2 separate regions of the Homo sapiens genome follow, and region 2 is linked to region 1. The links are chromatin contacts, found by POLR2A ChIA-PET in ENCODE. All regions are on one chromosome and are shown on one strand. The core of a region is the stretch at or near the end of the contact, and the rest is flanking DNA. Distances in the headings are between cores, read along the strand shown. Region 1 overlaps COL27A1 (collagen type XXVII alpha 1 chain). Region 2 overlaps AKNA (AT-hook transcription factor).

Region 1 (3,737 bases), core at 739-3,238:
TTAAAATTGCCGTAGCCGGTAACAATAGCAGCAGTGAGACTGTGTCATATAGACATGGCCAGAGACTGGGGTGGGGGGGGCGGAACAGAGTTTAGAGGTGAGGTCCTTATGCCATGGCCACCCCAGGCCCTGGTCCACCCACAGGACAGGTGTAGACGCCACCTTTCAACTACAAGGAAGGTGTAAGCGGAACGGCAAATGGCAGAATCTCAGGGCTCAGAAGACTCCAGCCCCAGAAACTGGTGTCACTCCCCTGGGCACAGGGCTCAAGCCAGGCACCCCTGAGCCCCTTTGTTCATAGGGATTGAAAGGGGGCCGGAAGAGGCTGGACAGAGGCAAAGCGTCCCTGGGGCTGGGACACATCCCTGGTGGGAGGCAGTTCTAAAGGCTGGTGGTGATCAGCCACCAGCCTGGGCCTCTGTGGTTCTGGTGGGTGGAGGCTGAAGGCTGGCAGGGACTTGGCCTGAGGTCTAGAGGGGTGGCCCAAGGAGCGGGGATTCCTTCTTGACCCTGCCCACTCTCTATGGTTCTTGGATCCAGTGCTCAAGTCCCACTGTGGATAGAGGCAGCTGGACTTGACGGCTTTGGGGAAGGGGCCTGCCTGTGTCTACCTAGCGTGTTCCATGTGCCAGGCACTCTGTGAGGTTTGTTTCATCCGATCTGCACAGTAACTATGCCGCTGGGACTACTGTCCACACTTAAAGATGGGAAACTGAGAGGAAGGAAGGTCTTAGCCAAGGCCACTCAGGAATCAGGGGGCAATCTCGGCCCAAAGCCAGCTATACTGATCCCCCGCAATGTGACTGTAGTCTGGGGATGCATTTTTTTTTAATTCTATTATTATTATACTTTAAGTTTTAGGGTACATGTGCACAACGTGCAGGTTTGTTACATATGTATACATGTGCCATGTTGCTGTGCTGCACCCATTAACTCGTCATTTAGCATTAGGTATATCATTTTTTAGCACCAGAAATCTGGTAGGATACTTCCCTGCCCTGTCCAAGTCCCAGAGTCTCATCCCCTCTCTCTGGCCACCAGCTTTGTAGTGAGCTCACCCCCACGGTGAGCAGGGATGGGCGGTTCAAGTTAAATTGCATATGGCTTCCTTATCTTGGGTCTGCTTTTGGTTAGGGAAGCAGGGTCTGGCATCGGACAGATGGGGTCTAAATCCTGGCCCTGCCACCCTCTTACTACAGATCCTGGGCTAGTCTCTGAGCCTTATGGGGACTCAGTTTCCCCGCCTGTCTTGTAGAACAATGGTACCTCTGCACTGGGGCTGTGGTGAAGATTACAGGAGGAATGGCAGGGAAAGAACTCTGCACGTGGGCGTGTGCTCAATGGGTCACCCCAGGAAGCTGCTCTCTCCTCCCTAGCACCGTCCAGCTTGCGGGGTGGCTGTTCATTCATGGGACTCGCCCTATTTTTGAGACCTCTAAGGGCATCATTTCCATCCTCTAGCTCAGGGCCTGGAACACACTAAATCCTCCATAAGTACCTGTTGGAGAGCTGGAGGAATGAACGAATCTAATAATGCCTTCTAAGTGAGAAAAGGCATCTGGCTGATGAACATGTTCTGCCCCCACCTTGACCTCTCATTCCCAAGGACCCCACCACTTGATGAGGCACTCAAGGCTCAGGGAATCCTGGGGACCCCCACAAGGCCCCTGCAGCCTTAGGGCAGATTTGGTGTTAGGGTCCCATTCTCAGCAGCCACAGAGACTGCTTCTAGAGCTGCAGATGCTCCGGCGCAGAGGCCTTGGGGCACACCAGGGCCTCCTTGTTTCAGAGTCTGTGTTAACCCCTTCTGTGCCAGCCCTGGCAGGCTGCGAGGGCCCAGGAGGGACCCGGGGTACTGAGTGGCACCTTCTGTGGCTTCCTGTGGAATCGGCTGGGGCGGGTGGCCGTCTACCATGGCTGAGCTGTCCTCCTCCAGCAGGAGGAAGGGGTCGGCTGGGCAGCACGCCGGGCCAGCGTGAGTCACCAACAGCAGGATTTAGTTAGTGGGGAGCTGACTCAGCAAAAGAAAGGCGTGCTGGGGAGGCAGGGGGCAAGCGAAGCGTTCCAGCTGAGCCAGCAGGGGAGGGGAGGAGGAGGAAAGACAGGAGGGACTCAGGCGACGAAGGTAGGACTTAGACACGTGGGTTCTGGGGCCAGTTTGGGATTGCCTTGGACGTGACACCACACCAACACCTTGGACCTTCTGGCACTCCTGGCCCTCCACATCCCCACTGGCATGGGGGGGCAGGGTCCAGGGATCAGCGAGGATCCTTCCAGCAATTCCTCTCCTCTACTGAATCTTGAGCCAAGGCGTGGGGAATGAACATGCCTTCCCCTCTGCCTTGGTGGCTCCTTCCTTGACCACTAACCACTGGGGTTCCTTGCTCTCTGTCCCAAGCCTCTCCTGCTCAGCATCCTCTCCCCACTCTTCACTGGGTGATCTTATTCATGGGCAAGACTTCAATTCCCATGTCCACACAGATGATGGAGTCGCAGTTTTAGTCATTACAAGATTGATGTCCATTTCTGCTTCTTGACTATAAGCCCCGTGAGGGCAGGGATTGCATGTTTTCGTTCCAGCGCTGGGTACAAAGATGATACCCAGCACATAGTGCTGAATGTGGATCTGACAGCTCCTGCGGGCTGGGCACAGTGGCAGTGACACCAGCCTCGGCTGCTGCAGGGGGTGAGCCCCCACAGGCTTCTCCAGCCATGGGTACCCCAGGGGCTTTCTCCTGCTGGCCCTGAAGCTGACCTCAGCCTCAGACACGAGGGTGCAGCTGCTTTCCCCAGAGCAAACACCCACCTTTTCGCCTTTTGGTCCAGGAGGTCCAAGGGGTCCCACAATGCCTTTGTGTCCCTGCAGGCAAACAAGAAGGAGGGAAGTGAGAATGAGGACTCAGGAAGGACAAAGGACATGGACTCCAAGATGGGGATACTGGGCTGCAAAACTGGGTCCCAGCTCTGCCCCAGCTGGCTGTGTGGCTCTGAGTAAGTCTGTGCCTGTCTGGGCCCTGGCCTTCCAGATGTGCCGTGCTGGTCCCAGACACACCCCAAAGGGGTGTTCCAGCTGGGATGGTTGGGGGCCCCACCCTGGAGCAGACCTGGAAGGGTGACTCGGGAGAACCAGCTTTGTTCTCCCAGCCAGAACCAGGGACAGGGGCAAAATGCTTGCCTCAACAGACCTTCCCAGGCTTTGGCTAGGCCTGCAGGTATGGACACCCACTGTGGGCTCCTCGCAACACCCCTCCAGGTCTTGTCTCGCCTCTTTTCCTCTCCTCCTCCTCCCTTCCCTGCTGCATTTCTTCCAGACACTGGATCTAGAGCCACAAGGACCAGGGCTAGGATCCCACCTCCAAACTGAAGTGGTCAGGCCTCGTGCATGCTCTTTATCCTCCTGAGCCCTGGTTTCCCCTTCTGAGTAGGCACCATATCTCTCTGAGCCCTGGTTTCTCCAGATGTGTAACATGGGTTTGGCTCAGCCATGTCTAAGAAGGTGCCAACCTGGATGCAGAAATGGTCCCTTCCCCAGACAGCAGACAAGGCATGCAGAGCGCCCACCCTGGGCAGGAAATACCCAAGAAGGCTTGGGGTGGCACATTTCGCTCTGGCAGCCCCAACCACACCTGTCCCATCCATGATCCTCCACCCCAACCACGGCTCTGGGCCCAGCGCTCCCTGGGGCAGGTGAGACCCCACATCTTCAGTATTCCAGGGGTCAGCCTTCAGCTGGGAGG
Region 2 (3,851 bases), core at 1,345-3,844, 62 kb before region 1:
GTGCATTTTTTCTACTAAGAAAGTTCCACTTCCTTGGTTGAACAGAAATGGTAAAATCGCTTGGTCAGTTCTCTCACACCTCCTCTTAGTTGCTTTTGGCCAGTGATCACTTACACACCCTTGCTGGAGTGGGTGTCTGTCCCGGGATGCGCTGGGGAGACTGCTCGGTGGTGGCCCAGCCAAGGTTTCTTTGGCTCGAACAGGCATGAGGCTGTCATGTTGCCTACGTGCAAAGTTGTGTCCAGCTGCTGGTGTTTGGCTTCCTTGTCTGAGTTTAGTAAGTCTACCCCTGCAGCCTCCCCTGACATCAGTGGAGGAATTAGAGGCTTGTTTGTCTAGGGTATGCCAGGCCTTGGGAATACAATAGTGGACAAGACTCTATCCTAGGCCTCTTAAAGCTTACCATCTTGTAGGATGAACAGACAAAGAAACAGGCAGTAGTGCCCTCCATTGTGATAAATACCATGATGGCAGAGGACTAAAGGACTGTGGGAGCACAGCGAAGGAGCATCTGGTCCGGTTAGAGGCTTCAGGGAGGGCTTCCTGGAGGAAGTGGTATCTCAGCAGACATCAGAAGGAAGAGAGATAGAAGAGTATCTTCAGTGGAGGGAATGGCATGTGCAAAGTCCTAAAGGTGAGAGAGTGCCCATCACCTTGGAGGAGCTAAACGGTCAGCCAGATCCTCTAGTGTGAGGGGGTGGAGTGTTGAGCAGTAAAGGAAGAGAGGGGTAGAGAGGAGAGACCTATGGGAGATCCTACAGGGCCTGAAGGCCATGGGTAAGGGGAGACATTCACTGCATATTCCATGAGTGCACAAAGGCTGAGAGGACAGGGAAGGGGATTTTAAGCAGGGACGTAGCGTAGGCAGGTTTATGTTTTAGAGTTCTCTGGCCACCGGCAGGGTGAGAACGGAGACCAAGAGACTGCTGAGAAGGCTGCCACATCCAGGAGAGAGATGATGGGGACTGGGTTCTCGGGGAGGGCCCCTACAGAGGGGAAGAAGGGATTCATTTGGGAAGAGGTATTTTGGAAGTTGGGCCCATGAGACTTGGTAACTAATTAACTTCAGGGATGTTCAGGGAAGGAGGGGATCTAGAGTGACTCAGAGTTCTGTCTGGCTAGTCAGGTAGATGCTGCTGCCATGTGCAGAGACAGGGAAGTAAGTTTGCAGAGAAAGATGAATGTTAAGTGCCTGCTGGCACTCAGTAAGAAACTAAAGAGTTACATCAGAGAGACTGAGATACCCAAGTGGCTGACTCACGCCCCCGGCCTGGTAAGTCTTTTTTTTTAGTGCCTTCTGACTAGGAGGCGGAGCTCTCCATTTCAGGAGTTAACTGGGGGTGGGGAGATGTCACTCTCCAGTAGCCACCGCCCACACTTGCCCTCGTGGCTTTGCCTCAGAAACACCAGCAAGCGTCTCCCTGGGGATTACCAAGGGAACCCACTGCCCTCAGACACACACACTCAGCGCTGGGGCACAGCCAGGAAGAGGCCTCCACTCCTTCTGACACAGTCATCTGAGCGCTCATGTCTGCTGGAGGCGGCACCAGGGGATACTCACCCAGGAGTCCAGGGGCCACCAGGCAAGAACGGCCCCAGTGGGAATTCCCACCCCAGAAGCCAGACCAAGTAGATGTGGAGCCTGCATCCGCCTGGAGGGTGGCTTTGCTGAGCCTGGCTCTAACGCTGCTCCGTGGTTGAGGGGGTCTTGTGGGGAGGGGTATCTGGGTAGGATTGTCTGCTGCGGTGTCAGCAATGCCCACAAAACAAGACCCTGAAGATGCAGGGACTGATTGGAGAGAAACACAGACAGGATTTACTCCCTCAGTGCTGGTGGCTGGAGGTTGGACCATGTTGGGGGTTTCACCAGGATTTACTATAGTCTTGCAGACAGCTTCCAGCCTGCTCTTAGTCAGCCCTCCCGGTTCAGGTGGTGCTAGGAAGCATCGAGGTGTCTCCCTGTCCGCTCTCCACTCACAGCGCTTTATTCTGCTCCGTCTCAGAGCCCAGATCCACTGCAGTACTGTTTCCTGAGCATCCACAAGGTGCAGGGCCTCAGGGGTTATAAGACAGGAAGCCCGCTTCTTTCTTGTCTGCTGGCGGCTCACTGTCTGTGTGGGGAGATGGTGGACAAGCATCTTCTGCCAGGTCTGGAGAGATGGGCTTGCACAGTGGTAGGGAGAGGAGCTGGGCCTGGACAGAGAGTGAAGGTTGGTATTTTATGGCAGAACTGTAGCTAGGGCCCTCTCTATGCTGCATCCTTGTCTCCATCTCGAGAATTTGTCACTGGTGTTCCTGAACAGCCACTCAGACCCCATGTGTTAGGAAGAGAAAACTTCAAAGAAAAGTTCTGTTTTGTTCACTGCACAGGGACATGAACTCAGAAAGGTGTCAAGTTGTGTAGCAAGAAAAGTGTCGCACAGGAAAGTTCTAGAATCGTTTGACAGCAGAGATAGACCCTGTGCCTGCTGTGAAGGGACAAAGGCTGCCGCATCCTGGCATACTCGGGTGGCTGCAGCTCTGTTCCTCATGCCTCTGTTCTTTGTTTCTGTCTCCACTCCAACCCCAGCCAGGCCATCTGTGAGCTGCAAGAAGAGGTGTCCCGGCTTCGTCTGCGGCTGGAAGACAGCCTGCACCAGCCACTCCAGGGCAGCCCGACACGCCCAGCATCTGCCTTTGACCGCCCCGCCCGGACCCGCGGCCGGCCAGCAGACTCCCCAGCCACCTGGGGCTCCCATTATGGCAGGTGGGTGACCTCAAAACTCCCACCTCTGTCCTGGTGGCAGCTACAGAAGATAGTCTTGGCTGGCCTCTGGCTCTCCCCAGACATATGGACTCAGGCACTGCCACATCCCTCTCTCACTCATTCATTCATTCACTGTTGAGCTTGTTCACTGTGCAGTATTTGATGCACAAAAGAATATATAAACCTCTATGTTAATAATAAAGAATAGGCCGGGCGCAGTGGCTCATGCCTGTAATCCAGCACTTTGGGAGGCCGAGGCGGGAAGATGACGAGTTCAGGAGTTCGAAACCAGCCTGACCAACATGGTGAAACCCTGTCTCTACTAAAAACACAAAAATTAGCTGGGCGTGGTGGTGTGCGCCTGTAATCCCAGCTACTCAGGAGGCTGAGGCAGGAGAATTGCTTGAACCCAGGAGGCGGAGGTTGCAGTGAGCTGAGATTGTGCCACTGCACTCCAGCCTGGGCAACAGAGAGAGGCTCTGTCTCAAAATAATAATAATAATAATAAAGAATAATACAATGAATATCCCTAGACCCACCACCCAACCAAAGAGTTAGAACATTGCCAGCATGCCTTCACTCTCACCCATTAATTCGGTGTTTGTTCATTTATGACAATGACATAAAATCAGCTGGCTTCTTTTGAGTCTATGGGAGGGCACTTGATGAAGGGTTTTATGAACATTTTCTCATTAATCTTTTTATAACCCTCTGAGGTAATTGCTGTTATTATCCCCACTTGACAGATGAGGAAACTGAGGATCAGAGAGGCGCAGAGCCATTTTCTGTGAAACTGACTTCAGAGTCTGGCTTTGACTTCTATACTCTCTTCCTTCCATCGTGTTAGAAGCATTTCTCCAGGTTGAACTTCTCACAAATAACCTTTAAAGGCCACACAAAACCTCATCCAATGACATCATCTCTCTTTCCTTTTGCTAGTAAATCCACAGAGAGATTGCCTGGTGAGCCTAGAGGTGAAGAGCAGATTGTCCCTCCAGGAAGGCAGCGAGCCAGGTCTTCCTCAGTGCCTCGGGAGGTGCTCCGACTGTCCCTGAGTAAGTGACCACCTGCAAAGGCTGATTTCCAGAGGCCACAGTCTGAGCAT

The links. ChIA-PET counts read pairs that join two places held with the same protein, here RNA polymerase II (POLR2A).
Region 2: POLR2A ChIA-PET joins it to region 1 with 14 read pairs in BJ. The contact joins two enhancer-like sites. POLR2A ChIA-PET finds 5 or more read pairs at or near these places in 3 of 52 experiments (BJ, T-cell and activated CD4-positive, alpha-beta T cell).

The regions. Positions count from the first base shown.
Region 1 is chr9:114,283,847-114,287,583 of GRCh38, reverse strand. It overlaps COL27A1 (collagen type XXVII alpha 1 chain), which reads right to left. Exons shown (of 61, transcript NM_032888.4): 41 at 2,807-2,860. It overlaps LOC124902252 (a long non-coding RNA gene), which reads left to right. Exons shown (of 3, transcript XR_007061741.1): 2 at 2,867-2,991; 3 at 3,533-3,619. Among named protein-coding and RNA genes, the nearest start is that of ORM1, 37 kb to the left of the region's middle. Within about 2 kb of position 1,988, at least 2 of the 41 ENCODE cell types and tissues checked have a DNase peak (open chromatin) inside an H3K27ac peak, as active enhancers do.
Region 2 is chr9:114,346,619-114,350,469 of GRCh38, reverse strand. AKNA (AT-hook transcription factor) reads left to right here. Exons shown (of 22, transcript NM_001317950.2): 16 at 2,570-2,746; 17 at 3,686-3,801. Among named protein-coding and RNA genes, the nearest start is that of ORM2, 19 kb to the right of the region's middle. Within about 2 kb of position 2,594, at least 6 of the 41 ENCODE cell types and tissues checked have a DNase peak (open chromatin) inside an H3K27ac peak, as active enhancers do.